Linked DNA regions of Homo sapiens: all the other regions are linked to region 2. A link is a contact called in ENCODE Hi-C or POLR2A ChIA-PET data. All regions are on one chromosome and are shown on one strand. Each heading gives the region's core, a stretch centred on a gene start or an enhancer-like site at or near the end of the contact. The rest is flanking DNA. Distances are from core to core; before and after follow the strand shown.

Region 1 (3,850 bases), core at 1,231-3,730, 570 kb after region 2:
CATCTCTGTGGGGATCATTCTCTTCGTTATTTTCCTCAAGACCAGGGGCTAGAGCTCAGGTCTGTCCTTTCTGACAGGCAGCTTAACACCATAAAAAGCAGAGACTTTCTGCTGCTGGCTGCAGGGCCCTGGAAAAGGACCCTGTTTAGCTGGCATAAGTTATGTGCTCATCTCTGATGGATTCAGGCAGGGGTAGAAACACGGGTGGGAGAGGATGGTTTTAGACAAAGAACAACAGCCGTCCATCTGGTCACCAAAATAACCTACTAGAAAAAGGCAGTCTCAGTTTGCAGGTGCAGTGCTGCATGCCTGTAATCCCAGCACTTTGGGAAGCCAAGGCAGGCAGATCACTTGCACCCAAGGATTCGAGACTAGCCTGAGCAACATGATGAAACCTCGTCTGTACAAAAAATAACAAAGCTTGTCTCTACAAGGAAAAAATTAGCTGGGCATGGTGGTGCACACCTGTAGTCCTGGCTACTCAGAAGGGTGAGTTGAAAAGATCGCTTGAGCCTGGGAGGCAGAGGCTGTAGTGAGACAAGATCGTGTCACTGCACTCCAACCTGGGTGTGACAGAGTGAGACCCTGTCTCAAAAAAAAAAAAAGAAGGAGGAGTCAGAGGGAGTCAGTGGTTACTATTGGGCTAGAGTCATCTGAGGAATCACAGGGTAAGTGATAATGGGGCAGTGGCTACTGAGACTCGCCTTCCCATTGGTTGAGGTTTTGTTCTGAAACAGAGGATTTGGGGTGGGAATTCTCTTCTGTGTAGATGAGTAACTGGCTTAGAAAACCCTGATTGGAGTGTTTCTCAGAACCCCCGTAGAGGCCAGGCGCAGTGGCTCATGCCTGTAATCCCAGCACTTTGGGAGGCTGAGGCAGGCGGATAATGAGGTCAAGAGATTGAGACCATCCTGGCCAACATGGTGAAACTCCATCTCTACTAAAAATACAAAAATTAGTTGGGTGTGGTGGCGTGCGCCTGTAGTCCCAGCTACTCAGGAGGCTGAGGCAGGAGAATCGCTTGAACCAGGGAGGTGGAGGTTGCAGTGAGCTGAGATCACGCCACTGCACTCCAGCCTGGTGACAGAGCGAGACTCCATCTCAAACAAACAAACAAACAAAAAAAGAACTCCAGTAGAACAGATACTGTTCAGCACTACCAGGGTTGTGCTAGGTGTGGAAGCTCAGTGAAATCTTAAGAGTTGACAGTTCTTAGAAAAGGGCCATGTGGACAGGGCTGTTCCCTGGAAAGTCCTGTGACCCCTCAGTGACCACTTATTTCTTTTGTTGTCAGCCTTTCCCTATTTTCTTTTCTTTTCTTTTCTTTTTTTTAAGACAAGGTGTTGCTGTGTCACCCAAGCTGGAGTACAGTGGTGGTAATCACGGCAGCCTCTAACTCCTGGACTCAAGTGATCCTCCTGCCTTGGCCTCCCGAGTAGCTGGGACTCTGCAGATATGCACCACCACATGCCCCGCTAATTTATTTTTAGTATTTTAGAAGCAGTGTTTTGCTGTCTTGCCCAGGCTCGGCTTGAACTCCTGGCGTCAAGCTATCCCACCTCCCAAAGTGCTGGGATTATAGGCAGGAGTGCCCAGCCCCAGAGTTCTTACAATGACTTACAAGGTCTTACGTGATCTTGTTGCCTCCCTTTTGCTCTCTGACCTCATCTTTTTTTTTTTTTTTGAGATGGAGTCTCACTCTGCCACCCAGGCTGGAGTACAGTGGCTCACTGCAGTCTTCACCTCCCAGGTTCAAGTGATTATCCTGCCTCAGCCTCCCGAGTTAGCTGGGAATACAGGCACGTGTCACCAGGCCCGGCTAATTTTTGCATTTTTTTTTTCAGTAGAGATGAGGTTTCACCAGGTTGGCCAGTCTGGTCTGGAACTCCTGGCCTCACATGATCCGCCTGCCTCGGCCTCCCAAAGTGATGAGATTACAGGCGTGAGCCACCGCGCCCGGCCTAGTCACTTTTTTCTTAATTGCAACCCCGATTCTCAGCACCCTTTTCATCTTGGTTTTCCTCAATAGCCCTTACCACCAGCAGACACACATCATCTGTTGTACTTGCTTATTTGGCACATATGTATCCACAGCGCCTAGAACACTGCCTGTAACGTGGAAGGTGTTCGATCTATAGAGTTTTGTCGAATGAATGAATGAAGCCGACTAGTGCACAGGGAGTGCAGCGGCGCGATGGTAGCTCTCTGCAGCCTCCAACACCTGGGCTCCAGTGATCCCCGGGCTCTGCCCACCCTCCCCACTGCCACTTCCGGGCAGAGGCCAGCAAAGCGGCGGCGCAAGAGGTAGGGAGAGAGGAGCTGAGGCCCCAGATCAGCGGCCGCGGGCAAGGTCGCTCAGCGGGCACCCGGCCTGGGTATCGGGGCGCGGGTCGGGGGCGGGGCCGGGGCTCAGGGGTGGGGCCGGGCCGGGCCGGGCCGGGCGCCTGCGCCATAAAGGCCGCCGCGCGCCCACGCGCCTCGCTTGCTGCGCGCTGCCGGCGCTCCTTCCTCCTCGGCTCGCGTCTCACTCAGTGTACCTTCTAGTCCCGCCATGGCCGCTCTCACCCGGGACCCCCAGTTCCAGAAGCTGCAGCAATGGTACCGCGAGCACCGCTCCGAGCTGAACCTGCGCCGCCTCTTCGATGCCAACAAGGACCGCTTCAACCACTTCAGGTGCGGGCGGGCCGGAGGCGGGGGCTGCCACGCGCGGCGCCCGGAACCGGGCACGCGGGCCTGGGGTCTGGAGGCGGGGGCAGCGGTGCCCGGGGACCCCAGTCCCCGACCTCCAGGCCACGGACTGGGGCCCAGGCCGAGTCCGCACTTCGTCCTTGGAGTCTCCTTGGAGTGCGTTCCTGGGGGCTTGCAGCCTCGCCGGGAGTCTCGGCCCCGGGTCTGCTTCGTTACGAGGAAAAACGGGCCCCTCCGTGGGGACATTTCCCCTCCTCCTCCCCGTGCAGCTCTGGCCATTTGAGCAGGGGCTCCTTTCGCAGTTGTGAAGAGAGGCCTTGGCTGACGCAGCAAGCGGGAAAGGGCTGTCCCTTTCCATCCGCTCCTGGCCACATGAGCTTGGGAGCGTCTGCAGGGCGGGCAGCCCGGGCGGGGGTGTTTGAGGGAGCTGGGTGGAAGGATGGAGACGTCGGGCGTGATTCCTGCAGAAGACACCTGTGCACGACCGGGAAGTGGGAAGGAGTGTTTGAGCAAATCATGGGCGGGAGTGCGGCCAAGGGAGCTCTGATCACTGATACTGGTGGAGGCGGGGGAGGGGAGCGACTGTGGCTCCGGGCTAGACGTCCCGATGGCCATCCCTGTCATCTGGATGGGTGCCTGAGTAACTTACGGCAGAAAGTGGAAGCCCTGGGAAGGGGTGGTCCCCCACTTCAGTCCGGGCTCCTCATCCAGGGTCTGCCTGCATCTACGGTCTGTGAGGATGGCTTCTTTCTCTGGGCTGCTGTTGCAGATCATCCTGGTGGGCCAGCAGGTGACAGACACCACCACTGTGCTGGGTGGCCGCGGCCCTTGTGGGGCGTGGGTCAGGGAGGATGTTTCTTCTGGGAACAGCTCCTGCTTAGGGCATGGCTCCCCGCTAGGGAGACCAGGGTGTGGTCAGCAGCATCTCCATCTTTCTGCAGCTTGACCCTCAACACCAACCATGGGCATATCCTGGTGGATTACTCCAAGAACCTGGTGACGGAGGACGTGATGCGGATGCTGGTGGACTTGGTAATGTTCTGCTTGGGGAGGCATAACTGGTAACCGACAGAGTGGTGGGTGAGCTGGGCTCCTGGGAGTCCCCAGGACCTTGAGTATCTTGAGTTCTTCCTCTCATTAGACCTCAGTCACCTCCTCTGTG
Region 2 (4,108 bases), core at 1,241-3,740:
AATCACATTGCCATGTGGCTTCCTAAAACAGTTTCGCTTATACCAATCTTTCAAGTATTAATTTATATGTATATATTCACCCAGATTGAACACGAAACAAAGGCGTTACCGCAGCCACCTAGGATGAGGGACAAAAGAGGTGTGAGGGGCGCTGGGGGCCACAGGAGCCATGACAAGCGGATTTTCAGTGAGTCCCTCATCCTCCAACACAAGCCTGCTCCACCTTCCCTCATTCCACCCTCCACAAAGGCCTGGGGCGGGGGAGGACGTTTCTGTCCATGAAGTTGGGGGCACCCACACACACAACCTCGTCCGATTGTGATTCTAGCCAGCATTTAAGGGTGGATACAGGAGATCAAAGTATTTGAATACTTGCTTCACTTTCTATTTGTGTCTGGTCCCTCAATGCTGAGTGGGATGTGCATTGATGGAGGGCTTTGCTGTTCCTATGTCGTGCTTGGGACAGTCGGCCACAAAGCTGGGCTGACCTCTCGGGCCGGGCCGGGCCTGGCCAGCGTGCCGAACGCGCAGAGAGCGCGCTGCTGAGCCGAAGCTGGGAGCTGGAAGCCCGGAGGTACCGGGGCGTAGGGAGCAGAGTGGGCAGCCCTTGGGCCTCGCGGGAGCCCCTCCCAACCCCTGCACAGATCCCTGACCTACTTCCAGGGCTTCTTTCTGTTCCAGGAGCAGCTCAAAATCCATAAATTAAGGAAATTAACTGATGGGGCCTGCGGCATCTTTGTAAGCTATTTAAATCTATAAATTTACAACATCTTCTGCATATATCAAATAATTGAACTAACTGCAGGGATGTAACTTTAATGAGAAAATTTCCCCCTTTTTCCTGTAGTTCGAACTCGAAAATAAATAAATAAATAAAACCTTCCCTTAGGAGGAAAGTTTCGGCTGATTCCCGCGTAAAGAAGTTACGGAAGCGCTGTCTGGACGCTCTCTCCACGCGCGCGAGGTCCTCTAGTAGAGGGAGAAAGCCCCCCCCACTTCACCTTCCTCCCACTGGCACCCCGAGTCCCCCTCACCCCAGCTCCAGGCCGACCCCGAGCGCCCCCCACCCCGGGAGTGCGGCCGCTAGGGGGCGTCCAGGCCCGGCCGGAGCCGGCGGTCGGGACCCAGGCGCCGTTCCGGCCCGTGCGCACCCGCCCCGCGGTCCCAGCCGGTCTCCGGCCCGGGCGTCCCTGGAGCCAGGCGGGGGCGCAGTGCCGGCCAGTCGCGCGCTCCGTTTCCTAGGAGCCGGGAAATGGTCGCCGAGGAGGAGGAGGAGGCACGGGCGGGGCGCAAAGGAAACAGGAGGAAGAGGAAGGGGAGGAGGAGTGGGAGTGGGAGAAAAGGAGGAAGGGGCGGCCGAAGCGGAGACTGGGGAGGGGCGTCCGGGGCGCGGACCTCGGCCGCGGGGAGTCTTGGCTGCCGCCGTCTCCATCGCGCCGCGCGCGTAAAGGAAATGGCGCGTCTAGCCGCGAGCGGTCGGCCCGGTGCCCCAGCGCGTCCCTCCCCCGCGGCGGCCGACCGCGTGTCCGCAGACGTCACGGGAGAGGGGCAGCGGGGCAGAGACCCTGGGAGGGCGGCCAGGGAGCGGGGGAGGGGCGGCCTGGCCCCCGGCTCCGCTCCAGCCCCGACCGACTGGCAGCCCAGTTTCTTCCCAAGTCCCGCCCCCAGCCCCGGGCGCCGCGGCGGCGGCTGCTCTCCTCTTTGTAACCGAGGAGTCAAGAAATGTGAGAAACGTGCCCTGTGTTACTTATTTGGGAGCCGAAAATTTATGCCCAGCTGAAAGCGCCCGGGGAAATATTACATCAGATGAAATGACAATGATTAAAATCAGCCTCTCCCCCGCCCCCTCCCCGAGCCCGGAGGAGGCCCGGGCGCCGCGTGGCCGGCCGGCGGGGGGCGGGGGGCTGGGCCGCGGAGGGCGCTGGGGCCTGGGCGCACCGCTCCCGGGAGGGTCCTGGCCGCGGCCCCGGCGGGAAGGCGCGGGCTTCGGGAGAGGCGGGTGGGGATCGCCCGGCGAAAGGAGGGGAAACGGCGCGTTTTTGTCGCCAGGCGCGGGCGCGCGGAGCTAATTGCGACTCTAATCCTCTGCCCCGCGGCGCAGCCGAGCCCCGAGCCAGGAGTCGCCGCGCGCGCCCGTTCGCGCTGGGTAATTTGGGGCCGGATCGCTGCCCTTTACGTCCGGGCTGGGCCGCGGCGAGGCGCTGGCTAGGGGCTGGAGTGGGGGGCTGGTTTTCTCTCCAGCAATCGAGGGAGGCCGCCGGAGAGAGAGGAGGGAGGAGAGGAGGTGGGAGCGGCGGGAGGGCAGCCGGAGAGCGGCGCGAGGAGGAGGCGGCGGCGGCGGAGGCGGCGGCCGCGAAGAGGGGAGGAGGCGAGGGGAGGGTGGGGAGGGGAGGCCCCGGCGCGCCGCGCCGCGAGGGGCCGCGTGAAGCGGGGGCCGGGGCGGGAGGGGTGGGTGGGGGGAGGGTTGGGGGCGAGAGAGAAAGTAACTCCAGGACGAGACCGGAGCGACCCGCGCAGCGAGCATAGGCGGCGAAGCTGCGCCCGGCGCCCGAGACCGGCAGCTGCGTGGGGCGGGGGCTGCGCCCGAGCCCGATCTGCCGGCTCCGAGGTAAGCTCAGCGCGGGCGGCCACCGCTCAGAGCCGCGCAACCCTGCCCCGAAGTGGCTGCGATACCGAGAAAGTCGCCCGGCCAGGGTCTGGACCTGGGCGGGGGCGGCCGCTTTGTCCCTCTGCTGGGCGGCGGGGGCTGGCGGCGCGGGGGTGCCCAGCACAAAGGCCTGGTGCAAGAGTGGGGTTGCCCACGTGGGCTGGTCCTGGCCGCGGGTGGACCCTCCCCACGCGGGCGGTCTCGGAGCTTCCTGCCGCGCGGTGTGTGTGTGTGTGTGTGTGTGTGTGTGTGTGTGTGCGCGCGCGCGCGCGCGCGCTTGTGGAGGTCCCCGCACTCTGGCCCCTGTTCTGGGCCGAGCGCCCTGCAGAGCTGGCGAGTTTCCGGGGTCAGAAACGGGCTCACGCAACTGGGGCTTCGGGATGCACAAGTCCCGGCTTGGCGCCCAAAATCAGAGAAAGTCTCCAGTGGGACAGATGTGCGTCCTCTGACGCCCACCCCACGAGTCCGAAACCTGGCAGGAGGGGCTGTCGCGCTGGTGGTGGTCCCGGGCGCGCAGGGTTTGGGGCTGGGAGAGGGGCCGCGATGGGAGGGATCGCCGCCTGCAGATCCGGTTCCCCGCTGCCCGCCCGCACCCCCTGACCTGGACGCGCGCACCCGGCACACACTCGCAAACACACCCGGGGGCGGACCCCCGCCTCTGCAGCGCCTTTCTGTCTTCCGGCGGCCCCCACCCGCGACTGCAGAAAGATAAGCTTCAAGTTTTCGCTCCGTATCTCAAATGTGCATGAAGGAATTTAACTGCACGAGTGAATAACAGCATTAGTTTCAATTAATTTTTTTTTAATCCCGGCAACAATAAACTTTGAGAACAAAAGCGCTTTTACGTCCTTAATTAGGCGAGCTTCCCATCTGTGGTCTCCAAGTGTCTGCCTCTTGATTTAACTTTGTCCCCGCCCCGCCTCCGCGGCAACCCCTCCCAGCCCAGCCCCGCGCTTCGGGTGCCGCGGCCACCCCGCCCCGCGGCGCCTCCAGCCTTGGCCCAAGCCCTCTCCCGTCGCCCCTAAGTTCACACCGGCCGGCTGGCTCCGCGGCGGAGGCGGGAGGGGGGGGGTGGGGAGGCTGGCGCGCACCAGGTGGCCCGCCTGCCTCTCCGGGGCCACCCCTGGGACAATTGTGCAGGCCCCCAGGACTTTCGCCCCGGGCCAGCGCCCTGAGTGCGGAGCCGAGGGGAGCTCGAGAGGCGCCTTCTGTTTACCTTTTATGGTTAAAATAACAGCTTAGCAAAGAAGCGACTTCAGAAGAAGCGATTTAGTGAAATCGTCTCAAGCTGCCGCAGCTCAGCCAGTTTAATCACCCCCAGAGAGCCGAACAACTGCGAGCGCAATGGGACACAAAATCATTTTGTGTGTAAATGAGCGTGGCATTCTGCTCACTTCTCTCTGCTCGGGCGGGCGGGGCTCGGCGGCGGGCGGGCAGGGACCCGGGTCTCCCGCCGCAGCT
Region 3 (4,100 bases), core at 650-3,149, 680 kb after region 2:
TAAATATAATGCCCTTGAATCATCCTGAAGCCATTCCCACCCTCCCCATCCCTGTCTGTGGAAAAATTGTCTTCCACAAAACCAGTCCCTGGTGCCAAAAAGGTTGGGGACCGCTGTAGATTACCTAAATGATGTTGGGATTATACGACACGGTTGTGATTGGATTATTGTCTGCATTTTTGATAACTTCCCTTGAATAGATGTTTAGCAGCAGTATTACTGCTTCTAAGTTTCGTGTTCGTTTGTGCGGATGTTGACACCGCCAAACTGCTCTTCCCAAAAGGATATCCCAATTTGCACTCATACCAGTAGCATATGTGCAACTGTTTCACCACAGTCCTGCCAATATTGTAATTTTTAAATAGTAGATAATGCAGTCCATGAAATGTGATATGACTGAACTGGCTTTTCCTTTCTCATTTGAAAGGTAGACCATTTTTCATGTCCTGGCTTCCCTGGGTATTTGCTCTCCCAAATGCTGGCTTCTAGACCCCGCACGGAGTCTCATGCCTGTAATCTCAGCGTTTTGTGTGGTGGTGTGCGCCTGTACTCCTACGTACTCAGGAGTCCGAGGTGGGAGGATTGCTTGAGCCCAGGAGGTTGAGACTCTGGGGTGTGTGTGATCACTGTGAGCTGTGATCACACCACTGTACTCCAGCCTGGGGGACAGAGCGACACCTTGTCTGAAAAAAACAAAACAGCGCAACTCCCCCACCCTCCGCGCACACGAAATGCTTGCTTCCACTTCCCCTACCCTGGTGGGGCAGGGGCTGGAACTCCGCAGGCTATGGGAAGGTGCTGGGGTTAGCGGCCCCAGCGGGTGCTCAGTGGTGTTGAGGCCACACTGCCCTGGGCGGTCTGGCCGGGACAGTTCCCGTGCGGGCTCCCTGCGCGCTGAGCCACTGTAGGCGCCTTCCCGAAAATCTCTGAGCAGAGAGGGCCTGGAAAACAGTACTCTCTCACGCAACACTTTTCTTGGATCCATCAGGCCCTGACAGATAACGGTTTGGTTTTCTTCCCTATAGCCGTGTGACTTGTACAAGGGATTTTAGTTGTGTCCTTGGGCACGAAGCCCTAGTCACCTCTCGATTCCCCACCTATGTGGCCCCTATGGCCCCGCTGGTTCCAGGACCTCCCCTCGAAGCCTCACCCACCACCCTGGATGCAGGTGCTGGAAAAGGGAGGAGTCCCCATATTTCACGGGGACTGCCTGTGATGGCCACAGGGGAGGCTCGCCGCCCACCGGCTCTGAGCCTGAGGCCTGCTTCTAGCCTGGCCTTGGGGGCCTGGGCGAAGCGACCCAGCGCGAGGACCAGTCCCCAACCAACCCGCTCCTAGTTCTGGGCGCCTTCCCCAGCAGTCAGATGGGGGCTTCAGAGGCCGGTGCGCGGCCACATGGCCCCGGGCCAGGCAGGGGGTCGTGGGGACGCATCTGCGCTAGGCGCACAGTATTCCTGGGCGCGGGACGGGCGAAGCGCCGTGGGTTCCAAGCTGAGCTGGGTCGGCCCTGCAGCGCCGGAGAGCAAGGCGGCGCAGGGAAGGGAGATGGGGCGGGATGTGGGGAAAGCTGTCGACTGCTTGGATCTCTCCGGCCCGGATGGCGCCAGCTGCCTCCAGCTCAGCCTGCGGAAATCCGAGCTCTTCCCAGCGGCCCGACGGCCCGGGCGCCCCGCAGACCCTGGGCTCTCCCCGCGGTGCCTCCGCCGCCCGCCCCTGCGTCCTGGCCCGGCCTCCACGCCCCTCCGAGGTCCCGGCGCAGCGCGGCCGCCGCCACTCCCCCCACATTCCAGAGGCCGCAGCGCCGTCTCCTTCCTCGCATTCCTGCCCCCGCAAAGGAGTCCCTCCGCCCCGCGCGAGGCCGCGGCGAGGAGGGGGCGCGGCCCGGCGCCTGGGAGCTTACATTCCTCCGCCGCGCGCGCCGCCGAGCAGGGCGCCGCGTCCCCCGGCCCGCGCGTGGCCGCCGGAACGACCCCGGCCCGGCGCCGGCCCCGCCCCGCCCCGCGCCCAGGGGTCCCGGGGCGGGCTCCGGGCTTCGGGCGGACGATGCGGCGGCCCGGCCGGAGCGGCGGCGGGAAGCGGAGGCGGAGGTGACGCGCCAGGGCCGGCGGGCCGGGCCATGCAGCGCTCCAGGGCGGGCGCGGACGAGGCGGCCCTACTCCTGGCCGGGCTGGCCCTGCGGGAGCTGGAGCCCGGGTGCGGCTCTCCCGGTCGGGGGCGGCGGGGGCCGCGGCCTGGGCCTGGAGACGAGGCGGCGCCCGCGCTGGGCCGCAGAGGGAAGGGCAGCGGCGGCCCCGAGGCCGGGGCGGACGGACTGAGCCGCGGGGAGCGGGGTCCCCGGCGCGCGGCGGTTCCGGAGCTCAGCGCGCAGCCTGCGGGCAGCCCACGGGCCAGCCTGGCGGGGTCCGACGGCGGCGGCGGTGGCGGCAGCGCCCGATCCAGCGGCATCAGCCTGGGCTACGACCAGCGCCACGGCAGCCCGCGCTCCGGTCGCTCGGACCCGCGTCCCGGTCCCGGGCCGCCTTCGGTGGGCAGCGCCCGCTCCAGCGTTTCCAGCCTCGGCTCCCGGGGCTCGGCCGGCGCCTACGCTGACTTCCTCCCGCCCGGCGCCTGCCCCGCGCCCGCTCGCTCCCCGGAGCCTGCGGGGCCGGCTCCCTTCCCGCTGCCTGCACTCCCGCTGCCCCCTGGCCGGGAGGGCGGCCCAAGCGCGGCCGAGCGGCGGCTGGAGGCGCTCACCCGGGAGCTGGAGCGGGCGCTCGAGGCGCGCACGGCGCGGGACTACTTCGGTGAGCTCGCTCGGCCCGGCAGTTCCCTGCGCGCATGGCTGGGGTCCGGGGTTCCGAGACTGCCTCGGGTAGGCGGCCGGATCAGCGGAGGAGAGCACGGGGCTGGCTGGGGGTGCAGCAGTGCACGGGGTTGGGACGAGGAAGGTGCATCCCCTGGGGACTGGGGAGCGCAAAGGGTGAGTGAGTGCGCCTGGATCCCCAGCAGCGGCTTCACCCCTGCCTCTGGGTCCCCCGACACACGAGGGGTTCTGGCCGAGTGAGTTGATGTGCGGTTCCTAACTTAACAGGCAAGTCAGGTTCATGGGCACACTGAGCCATTTTCTGATAATTTTTTCTTCTTTCTTCTTTTTTTTTTTTCTTTCTTCTTTTTTTTTTTTTTTTGAGACAGGGTCTTCCTCTGTCGCCGAGACTGGAGTGCAGCGGCGCGTCCTCGGCTTACTGTAGCCGTCGCCTCTCAAGCTGAAGCGATCCTCTCGCCTCAGCCTCCCGAGAAGCTGGGACTACAGGTGCACACCACCATGCCCAGCTTTTCTTCTTCTTACTTTTTTTTTTTTTTTTTTTTTGTAGAGACAGAGTCTCCCTATGTTGCCCAGGCTGGTCTTAAACTCCTGGGCTCAAGCGATCCGCCCTCCTCGGCCTCCCAAGGTGCTAGGATTACAGGCTTGAGCCAGTGCGCCCGGCCTGATCTTTTCTTCTTTGCGTTTGGTGCTCTCATTCTATCTGATCCTTTCATGCTTCGTGATGAGCAGAAAGGGGTGCTTCCCCGTCTGCCCCGCCACGGTATGGGTGTGGACAGCAACCGGGAGATGGAGTGGCCCAGGTACCACCGGATACCGCCTGACCCAGGCTTTGGTGATGGTAGCGGCTGGAGAGGGAGACTGTGTGAGGGAAGAAAAGCCCACTTTGCGGGAGAGGGGAACCGTGCCAGTCACACGGGGCTGCCCTCGCCCGGACTGTGCTGTGGACATAGGATGTTTCCTAAAGGAATCCTGCTGCAGGTGCATCTGCAAAGCCCAGCAGCCTCACAGCCTCCACTTCCCAGTGTGGCCCAGGCCCCCTGATCTCTAGTTCTTGGGACAGCTCTTGGGGTGAGATTGTGAGCGGGGCAGAGGTATACTGTGGGGCCTGGGGCGAGAACTTCCCAACCCGCCTTCTGTATTAAGCACCTGGCTTTGGTGGATGGATGGTCACCATGCCTGGGACCGTGGCTGTCCTGGGGTTTGTGTCTTTGAGCGTTCAATGGTGTCAGCAGCTCACGGCTGCCCTGAACTGGATCTTTTTTTTTTTTTTTTTTTTTTTTTTTTGAGACGGAATCTC

The links. A loop is a pair of places that touch in the nucleus more often than their neighbours do. ChIA-PET counts read pairs that join two places held with the same protein, here RNA polymerase II (POLR2A). Pooled maps may share reads with other maps.
Region 1: a pooled map shows a loop between it and region 2 (3-fold over the local background). The contact joins the promoter of GPI here to the promoter of KCTD15 in region 2. A Hi-C loop is called at or near these places in 3 of 37 single-sample maps with no recorded cell type and 9 of 50 pooled maps. POLR2A ChIA-PET finds 5 or more read pairs at or near these places in 1 of 52 experiments (HEK293).
Region 3: a pooled map shows a loop between it and region 2 (2.6-fold over the local background). The contact joins the promoter of WTIP here to the promoter of KCTD15 in region 2. A Hi-C loop is called at or near these places in 1 of 168 maps with a recorded cell type or tissue (GM12878) and 3 of 50 pooled maps. POLR2A ChIA-PET finds 5 or more read pairs at or near these places in 1 of 52 experiments (PC-9).

The regions. Positions count from the first base shown.
Region 1 is chr19:34,362,716-34,366,565 of GRCh38, forward strand. It overlaps GPI (glucose-6-phosphate isomerase), which reads left to right and starts at 2,481. Exons shown (of 18, transcript NM_000175.5): 1 at 2,481-2,673; 2 at 3,630-3,720. The coding sequence starts at 2,552. RefSeq lists an enhancer at 3,555-3,850.
Region 2 is chr19:33,794,380-33,798,487 of GRCh38, forward strand. It overlaps KCTD15 (potassium channel tetramerization domain containing 15), which reads left to right and starts at 2,491. Exons shown (of 7, transcript NM_001129994.2): 1 at 2,491-2,608. RefSeq lists an enhancer at 1-424 and a silencer at 1,070-1,189.
Region 3 is chr19:34,479,859-34,483,958 of GRCh38, forward strand. WTIP (WT1 interacting protein) reads left to right here and starts at 1,900. Exons shown (of 8, transcript NM_001080436.2): 1 at 1,900-2,783. The coding sequence starts at 2,117. RefSeq lists enhancers at 973-1,627, 1,628-2,283, 2,284-2,938.